2 separate regions of the Homo sapiens genome follow, and region 2 is linked to region 1. A link is an interaction called in ENCODE POLR2A ChIA-PET data of the cell type or tissue named here. Cell type or tissue: PC-9. All regions are shown on one strand.

The links. ChIA-PET counts read pairs that join two places held together with the same protein. Peaks named below come from ENCODE experiments on the same cell type or tissue, not always from the same donor. Only the 100,000 strongest peaks of a DNase experiment are listed, where the experiment ranks them.
Region 2: POLR2A ChIA-PET joins it to region 1 with 6 read pairs; 1 of 35 experiments calls an interaction of 5 or more read pairs at or near these places.

What each region holds. Positions count from the first base shown.
Region 1 is chr12:91,411,665-91,416,664 of GRCh38, reverse strand. The region is part of intron 2 of LOC105369896 (a long non-coding RNA gene); the gene reads left to right. Among named protein-coding and RNA genes, the nearest start is that of LINC02823, 87 kb to the right of the region's middle. In PC-9, no CTCF peak of the experiment used is centred here; a DNase peak (open chromatin) is centred at 2,954; H3K27ac peaks cover 994 bases.
Region 2 is chr12:92,053,265-92,058,264 of GRCh38, reverse strand. All of the region lies in intron 1 of LINC01619 (long intergenic non-protein coding RNA 1619), which reads left to right. Among named protein-coding and RNA genes, the nearest start is that of LINC01619, 87 kb to the left of the region's middle. In PC-9, no CTCF peak of the experiment used is centred here; a DNase peak (open chromatin) is centred at 2,194; H3K4me3 peaks cover 490 bases; H3K27ac peaks cover 929 bases.

The DNA.
Region 1 (5,000 bases):
ATGGCTTGTGCCCTTGCAGAATTAAAGCACCTTTCTGCCTTAATTAAAGCTTTACATTGCAGTCTTCTTGAACATTGTTATTCACTTTTGGAAGTGGTAGGTGACTTTTCATGCAATTATTCTTCAACAAAAAAACTAATAAATTGATTTCACAATTACAAACAAAGTTCTCTAATGGTGAAAAGCTGAGCATGAGTTTCCATTTAATTGCCTATACCTGAAGATATATCCCTTCCCTTATGAAAGGAAGACAAGAGCTGGCACATGGCAGCCTATGGAATGGGAAAGGAGAGATCTCGTTAAGAGAGTGAGTGCTTACTCAGAATCGTGATCTCATCGAATTAAATCTTTTCATACTAGTCATTATTTTTGTGCCCATTTTACTAAGTAGAAAACTGAGGCTCAGCTAACCTCATATAACTAAAATGGGTCAAAGTCAATAATGGTTGTGTTCCCTCTTCTGTCCTATGCTGCTTTTAGATCCTTAATGTAAAGGGTGAGTGTGTCACTTAAGGGAAGGGGTGGAAGAAAGAGACTAATGGTTCACAAGACAGAATATCTCTTCTTTCCTAGGTCAGTGCTGCTCCCTTTAACTAGGAGGGCAGTTTTGGAAGTCTGAACACAGCACCAGTGGGGAACGAATAGAAACTGAGTGAGCAGCACATAGGAGGTAACATGATTAAGAGGCTGCCCCAACAGCTATTGATCCAGCCTTGAGGAGACAGACTACCTCTTTCTCCTCCCCTCCAGATTGATGTAAATGGATTGAAAAATCTGAAGCTGCCTTTCAGATATGTTTTCCCAGGTATCACCCCTGTGAATCTTCCATCTTCTGAGGTTCATTAATGACTTATTACATTGGCTCATATCAATACAATATGACCTTCACACTTGTCTTTCATTCACTCGACAAATTCTTGCTGCTTACCAACTTATGTTCCATGTGCTATGCTAAGGGCTTGGACAAAGCAGTCAGTAAGTCAGCCTTGGTTCCTGTCTTTGTAGAGGCTATCCTCAAGTCACTATAGCAATTGCACTTGCCAAAACTGGCTTGTGACTTTTTGTGCATTTATTTTACATTTTTGTGTAACTATGTTACATTTTGCAGTATGCATTTTTGGAGAATATTAACAAGATTCCCTATTTTATTTTTGCATTCCACCCTTCCTCCATTCTTACACACACACACACACATAAACACACACAGTCCTAAAACTTATTCTCCAAACAGCTATGAAATTTGTCTTTCTCACTGTATCTGATAGTGACCATAAACTCCAGACTCCATAGTGTAACCTACAAAGTCCTTCTCTATGTGACTGTGGCCTGACTTTCTAGATTCATCTCTGGCCATTCCTCCTTCCACCTTATACTCTATGTCACACAAAGACACTCTAGATTCTTGCCAATTCTCTTTACACAGAATGCCTTGCTTACCTTTTTCATTAGGGAAACCCTTACTGACCCAATTCAAATTTCCCTTTGTCTAAGAAGCCTTCACCCTGTCCTCCAGGAAACAGGTCTTCTCTTCCATGATTTACATGTGTTATAGCAAATGCTGCATTGTATTGCAATAGTTTGCCTAACTACATTTCACCTTTTGTTTCTTGAGTTCCTGTAAGAGACCAGATATCTTTTTGTTTTTGAACTTTCAGTGCCTAGCAAAGTTCCTGAACCCTGGTAGGGAATGAATAAATAGCTAAATTGATTTCATTTGAAGTAAGACTGTGGTTAAGAAAACTTGATTTTGTTTGCATGTGATGAGCATTAACCCCATGCAGAAATGTTATTTCACTAAATAAGGGTACCAGGTTCACATTTTTTGATGACTAAGCATTTAGATGAAAATCTAGTCAGGATAAGTCACCTTAGGATAATTTCAAATAGGCAATTCTCAACATTTTGTTAATTCTGGGGTCAATGACTGGACAATTAAAAAATAAAATATGATGAGTGACAGTGCTTAACATTTTAGCATTTCAAATGCCATATGTAATTTACCTCAAATCCAGGGCTTGGACAAAAGTTGCAGTAGAGCTAAATGAAAGCCCCCACACTCTTTTAAAATAGCTGAATGTAGCCCACTCCTGAGGCTGTTTATTTTTACATGATATACAATGAAAACACTATAATTAAGAATGGGTAAACCCAGCTGTGCTTTGGGTTGATCAAATTTCTTAAAGTTGCTTTTTGACTGTTTGGAGTCTGTGAAGACGAAAGTCTATGTTTAAGAATTTTCCCTCAATTTTTAAATCAGTGTTTATTTTAAAAGAAGTATAATCCATATGGTTTTGATTCCTCCACACTTAACTCATCCAAGTGCAGTTTTGTAAGAACTATTTGAAGTCAAAAGCTTTTTAAAATTTTTATGAGCTTTTTTGTCTTTTGCCCCCTCAGAAAAGGAAGCAATACTTGCCAAGTGTAAACAAAGTTAATCACCAAACAGTTTTATATTCTAAAATAATGAAACCACACTGGGTGCTGAATTTGACAAAACAGTTCTTTTATCCTCAGGGAAATTGTTGTCTAAGCTCGTAGAGTGACTGCCTTCTCTGAAGAAGAGCCCCAGGTGACATCAGCATTGTATTATTAGATTCTCAGATCCTCACAGTAAAGTAGTTGTTGTTTTCCAGCTAGAGTTTACTCACAATATCTTTATTTTGTCACAGAAGTCACCCAAGTACAATATTAAATGTCATGACTACCGAGAAAAGTTAGTGATAGCGTATCTAAATGTTGATGCAATGCTGTATCTATGAATGAGCATCTCAGGGCTGTCAGACCTTAGCAGGAAATCAAAGAGGATAAAAAACACATGACCCCATGGAAGCTCTCAAAGTCACATCTAGAAGAGCCCTCAGCAAACTACAGCTCACAGACTAGAAACAGCCTGCCAACTGTGTTTGGAAATAAAGTTTTATGAAATACAGCCACACCCCTACATATCACTCACAGCTGCTCTTGTGCTACAGTAGCAAAGTGGAATAGTTGTAATAGAAACCACATGGTGAGTAAAGCCTAAAATATTTACTACCTGGCTCTTTACAGAAAACCATTGCTGACTCCTGACGGAGGTGATACGTGGCTGAGAACTTAGATTTGCAGCTCTGGAAATAACAGAAAACTTCTCTGAATGTCATAGTCTCACTTTAGATCAAGGATTAAAAGAAAATTTAAATAATATATACACTTAGTGATTTTTGTAAAACGCTTTATTAGAAAATAAACATAGACCATTATAAATATATGCTATTTTGTGCACAAGTGAGAAACAAACATTTGCTGAAAATTTCCCAACTTCTAAGATCTCTATGATCAAACATTTTGAGGATTTTAAAAATACATACAATTCTCATAGCACTGAAGTATTCACGGTGGAGATCTCTTTGGCAAGGTAATTATTGTTTTCCTCTATTATCAATATAACAGAAAAATAGTAATCAGATTTCATAAACCTTACTTTGTGCTAGATACCTTTGCTGGGCTTTTTGTATGTGTATGTCTTCTTATATTTAATTTTGACAAAAGCACTAATATGCTTTTTAAGCTCCAGGGATCTTAGCTTCCTCTTTTGTAAAATGGGGATAATAATATTACTTGCCTCATAGGGCTATTTTAAGAATTAAAGAAATTAATGCATATAAGGTACTAAGGATAAGGCCTGTGCCATCTGCCAAACCCCAAATGGAACCGCTAGAAACCAGCTGAGCTAGCAGAACCTAACTTATTAAACATACTGTGGTCAAGGTCAATACCATTCTAGTAGGATAGGAGAATCTCAGAATGGGAAATGTCAGAAAAAAAAATATATAGAAAATGACAGAAAAATATATAGAAAATTTTCTATATAGAAAATATATAGAAAATTTTCTATATAGAAAATATATAGAAAATGTCAGAAAAAAATATGTCAGGAAAAAAATGGGAAATCTCAGAAAAAAATATATAATATGCACACACATATATATAGTTTTGGCTGATGGTTCTATTAGGAATCTTAAAAAGCAGGAGACTAATTAGGATTGGGCAGCTGATGACTTGAGAGTTATGGATTGGTAGACACAGTAAGGCAAGGACATTGGTACAAGTATTAATGAATAAGTAAGTAGTTGGTCTTATAAAACAAGTTATTTTAGTTCATTTATCTTCCAGGGACAATTATTTTCTGCCCCATGTTTATGTATTTCTTACCAGGTCCCCAGAATCTTTTAACACAAAAACAGAAAAGTATGTTGGTTTCAGTTCTCACGTCAGATGTACTAAGTTCAAATATGTATTAGCAATTATCATTGTCATTTTTATCATCATTTTTTTACAGATGAGGTAGCTGAGACCTTGAACGATTGGGAAACATGCCCAAGGTCATATAGTTTAGATACTGTAACTGCTAGCATCTTGTTCATATCTCAGAACCTTCATGTTAGTGTGGAATTAACAAAGTCTGTACTATAAGCATCTACTTGCTCAAATGAATCTTATTCAGAAAAATGAGAAAAACTGCATACAGGAGAAATGTACTCTTGTTAACTATAATGTGTCTTTTCTCTTGGAAGCAGTTAGGTATGATGGAACTGAAGTGGCATAGGAATGGTATGGGTAGCAGTGAAAGAGTGATGGACGAGTGCTGTGGCTATCTCATCAACTCTACCACCATCCTCCCCCTTCCAAAAAAACACACAAAAAATATATCAACCAGGCAAAGTTTCGTTTATCAGACCTACTGCAGTACAGTACAGGACAACATTACCTGTATGGTTAGTTCTGTCTTTGAAGGAGAAGGTCAGATCCAAATATCTATCAGGTTTGAGATCTGGTTATAATTGATTTAAGGTAGGTCTTTCAGGATAGAAAATTGATGGGTATTGGACAAGGTTTGTGGCATACAGTTGGTAGACACAGTGAGGCAAGGGTCTTCAAGTAGTTCTGGTAAGTAAAATGTTTGATAAGTGAGCTATTTGCTAGGTGAGCAATCTATTGTCCTGATAGGAGATCTTTTGTTT
Region 2 (5,000 bases), 640 kb before region 1:
TAACTTGCTCAAGATCATATTATTAATAAGTGTCAGAGTCTACTTATTAACGCAGGTCTGTTTGATTCCAAAGCTCATCCTCTTGTAAATATGTTTAAGTTCCTTATAAATTCTGGATATTAGCCCTTTGTCAGATGGATAGATTGCAAAAATTTCCTCCCATTCTGTAGGTTGCCCGTTCACTCTGATGATAATTTCTTTTGCTGTGCAGAAGCTCTTTAGTTTAATTAGATCCCGTTTTTCAGTTTTGGCTTTCGTTGCAATTGCTTTTGGCGTTCTTGTCATGAAGTCTTTGCCCATGCCTATGTCCTGAATGGTATTGCCTAGGTTTTCTTCTAGAGTTTTTATAGTTTTGGGTTTTACATCCAATCTTTAATCCATCTTGAATTAATTTTTGTGTAAGGTATAAGGAAGGGGTCCAGTTTCAATTTTTTGCATGTGACTAGCCAGTTTTCCCAGCACTATTTACTGAATAGGAGACCATTTCCCCATTGCTTGTTTTTGTCAGGTTTGTTGAAGATCAGATGGTTGCAGATGTTTGGTGTTATTTCTGAGGTCTCTGTTCTGCTCCATTGGTCTATATGTCTGTTTTGGTACCAGTACCATGCTGTTTTGGTTACTGTAGCCTTGTAGTATAGTTTGAAGTAAGGTAGCATGATGCCTCCAGCTTTGTTTTTTTGCTTAGGATTGTCTTGGCTATGTGGGATCTTCTCTAATTCCATATGAAATTTAAAATAGTTTTTTTCTAATTCTGTGAAGAATGTCAGTGGTAGTTTGATGAGAATAGCATTGAATCTATAAATTACTTCAGGTAATATGGCCAGCCACCCCATGTAAAAGTGGGCAAAGGATATTAACAGACACTTCTCATAAGAAGACATTTACACGGCCAACAAACATATGAGAAAAAGCTCGACATCACTGATCATTTTGAAATCCAAATCAAAACCACAATGAGACACCATCTGATTGCAAGTTAGAATGGTGATTTTTAAGAAGTCAGGAAACAATAGATGTTGGCAAGGCTGTGGAGAAATAGGAACACTTTACACTGTTTGTGGGAATGTAAATTAATTCAACCATTGTGGAAGACAGTATGGCGATTTCTCAAGGATCTAGAACCAGAAATACCATTTGACCCAGCAATCCCATTACTGGGTTTATACCCAAAAGAATATAAATCATTCTACTGTAAAGACACATGCACACATATGTTTATTGCAGCACTATTTAAAATAGCAAAGACATGGAACCCACCAAAATGCCCATCAATGACAGACTGGATAAAGAAAATGTGGTTCATGTACACCATGGAATACTATGCAGCCATAAAAAGGAATGAGATCATGTTCTTTGCAGGACATGGATGAAGCTGGAAGCCGTCAACCTCAGCAAACCAACACAGGAACAGAAAACCAAATACTGCATGTTCTCACTCATAAGTGGGAGCTGAATGATGAGAACACATGGACACAGAGAAAGGAACAACACACACCAGGGTCTGTTGAGGGATGAAGGATGAGGGGCGGGAACTTAGAGGACGGGTCAATAGGTGCAGCAAACCACTATGGCACATGTATACCTGTGTAACAAACTTGCAAGTTCTGCACATGTATCCCTTTTTTTTTTAAGAAATAAACAACAACAAAAAAAACTAGTTCAGAAAAAAAAAAGTTCATCCTCTGTCATTATTTCTAAATTGCTCCTGTGAGGATTGGAGTTGACCCTGGAAGGGCAGAGACAGGGAAAGTAGAGGTCATAAGACATAAACAGCTTCACATGTGGCCTGTCCCGGAAGCATCTCTGTGTGTATGTTCCTGGGCTAGATTTTTGCTTGGAGCTTATTTGGCTATTTCGGGGTAAGATGAAATGTTTATTTATTTAATCATTCCTTAAATATCCAAACTTCTTTCCCAATATTAGTATCTTCTAAGAAAGGAGAATATTAAAAATTTTTATACAGATGGATTTATTTTTCTAAGACCTCTCATCAGAATTACTGAGTTAGACTCTCTGGGTCTAGATTTTTTGATGTTTTATTTTGTTTTTGGTCTATCATATTCAAAACTTCCACGAACAGGGTCATTATTCTTTCTTTCAGTTAAGATATTTTCTGTAGAAGGCTTCAGTCTAAATGTAAACATGTTACCTGGAAGTGGTGGCAGAGTGAGTCACCGCCTCTGTCAATATTCTGGTGTAGGCAGGTATCAGATCATGTCTTGTGAGAAAGAAACCCATAATAGGCGTAGAATGATGTAAAGATACGTTTAGGAGAACTCCACCCATTTTACCCTACACTTGGTGAAGAGACAGAATCTAGGTGGGTCCTTCAGTGGGACTTCATTACTTCAGTACTCTGGGTACTGAGAAAATGGGGATTGGATTTTGGAAATAAATAAATACTAAATAAGTTGAGTAGGAGGGGATGCTGATGGTGAATTTCTTTTATTAAAATAGGTTGATGGCAAGGTCATTACAATGTTTTAAAGGGATTTAATACTAAAAATTAAAGTTTTATCTTTAACTTATTAGATGCACTTTTTAAAAGAAATGAAAATCATAGCCTTTAATATGCTTTTGCCACTGAAAGGATAATAGCAAACTTCGCATGCTTTCTCATCAGCTTGATCTTCCTTTTTGCAAATAAGCATATATTCACTGTTGGCTATAACATACTTTTTAGTTAAAACAGTTAATGCTGAGGCTTTTGTTATTTTCTTTCTTGTATTTAGAATCTTTAAACTGACGGTTCTTTCCTTTCTGCTTTATGTTCATATCTCTGTAATAGCACTTACCACATCTTTTTGCAATTTATCTGCTGTGCATTTGCTTCAAAATATGGTGAGGAATTTCTCAGGAACAGAAACTGGGTACCATTTATTTTTGTATACCCACTGAATGGAGTGAAGAAAGCATTCAACAAATGGATCACTTGACCAAATGAATGCATTTATTTTCCAGTATAAGCCACGCCTTGCTTTGATAGGGTCTTGTTGGCCACAAACTTATTAGAAACACAGATCAAAATATTTCCTGTCTGTATATGAAGGTAATGCCATTGATCTGCTGTTAGTATGGAATGACAACACAGAGTGGGGTGACTTACCAGAAACAGTCATGGATTAGTAGAGATTAAGCTACACATCTAATCCAGGTTTCTTATAGTCACATGCATTTCTGACCATATATTTTACTATTTTAGGACTGGATCTTTAATTTTTCATTTCCTTATTTATTTTGAATATAAAGACAAAACACGTTTAATGTAGAAAGATAGAAAATAAAGACATCTATCAGTCAGAGTTCTTTGGCTATAAGTAACAGAAACCAATTAAGAGCTAATTTAGTCAAAAAAGAAAATTCATGTATTTACTTTTTAGATAAATGGTCTTGCTCTGTCACCCAGTGCAGTGGCACAGTCACAGCTCCCTATAACCTTTAACTCCTGGTCACAAGCTATCCTCCCATCTCTGCCTCATGAATAGCTAGGACTGACTACAGGTGTGTACCACCACACCCGGCTAATTTAAAAAAAAAAAATCTTTTTCGTAGAGATGGAGTCTCGCTATGTTGACCAGGCTGTTCTCAAACTCCTGGCCTCAAGCAATTCTCCCACCTCAGCCTCCCAAAGTGTTAGGATTACAGACATGAGCCACTGTGTCCAGCTCAAAAAAGAAAATATATTAAAAGGATGTAAGAGTGTTTCCCATCCAGAACGAGCAGGAGACCGGAGAGTCAGTTTAGAAATAGGACAAAAAGAAGGGCAGCTCTAGGCATCAATGTAGTAAAAACTTGACTGCCTAGTTCAGGTGCAATAGAATTGAATGAAATATATCATTTTTGTGTGTGTGTCCCAGTGTAGCTCAGCTAAAAAGTCTTATTAGCTCATGTTAGGATGCAGCAAGCTCTTTGGCTTATACTGCACTAATAAGCAAAAAGATCTGGCTAAGGAACTGCCAGAGATCCTTTTCAACTTCCCTTACGGGGAGCAAAGAACCTCAATTATTATCATCAAGATCCATAAGTGAGGAAGAAGTGATTCTCTAAAAGGAAATTGGGGGCATTAGTAGAGAGCAGAAATGAGCTGGTAGAGGGAAAAAGGCAATTATTTAAACTATAATTATGATATCACATAATGATAACATTAAGTGTTTTTTGTTTTCTTTCCAGACTTTATTCTAATCATAAGAACCAGATTAGGATTTTAATATACATAGTTTTATGTCTCACTTAAAAAATTTCAATATATGTCATGAGCATTTTTCCTATTAAACATACATCAAAATTATCCTTTCTATTAGCAGTGTAAAATTTCATCTTTTGGCATTTCATCATACATGTAACTACTCTCTAGAAAGATATTTTGGCTATTGTCAACTTTCTACTCTTGTAACACAAAGACATGGTAACATGGTGGAACAAAATGGGCTTTGGTGACTGGGAGAATTGTATTTAAATTCCAGCTTTACCATTCCCCAGTTAAGTGCTCTTAGGTGAAATGTCTAACTGCTAAGTCTCAGTTTTCTTATTATAAAATGGGGGTACTAACTCAGACTTTACGGAGTTGGACATGCTGAGTTTGAAGTGATTATGGGATATCTGAGTATATACAGATTTGGGCAAGAGTTCTAGACTGGAGGTAGAGCTTTTTAAAAAATCTGATTTTAGGGGACATTTGAAGTCCTAAGAGAGGATGAAATCAGGTAGGAAGAGAGAGTAAAGACAGAAGGGCCATGAACCATGGATTCAAAGTGACCCGAGCCATAGGACAATGAATAAATGGTAGAGGACTGAAAGGGGAATCATGAAAATTGTATGACGAAGTCAAGGTTGTTGCCTTAAGAAGAGAACAGAGAGGGAATAGTCAGAGAGGTACAAATAGGAAGAAGAAATGGTAAGGGGTCAAGATAGGAGGAAGAAGAGACACCATCTGATACAACAGTGGGGTACAGTAATGCAAGGGCTGAAAATGGCCATTTGATTTGGCATTTAAGAGGACT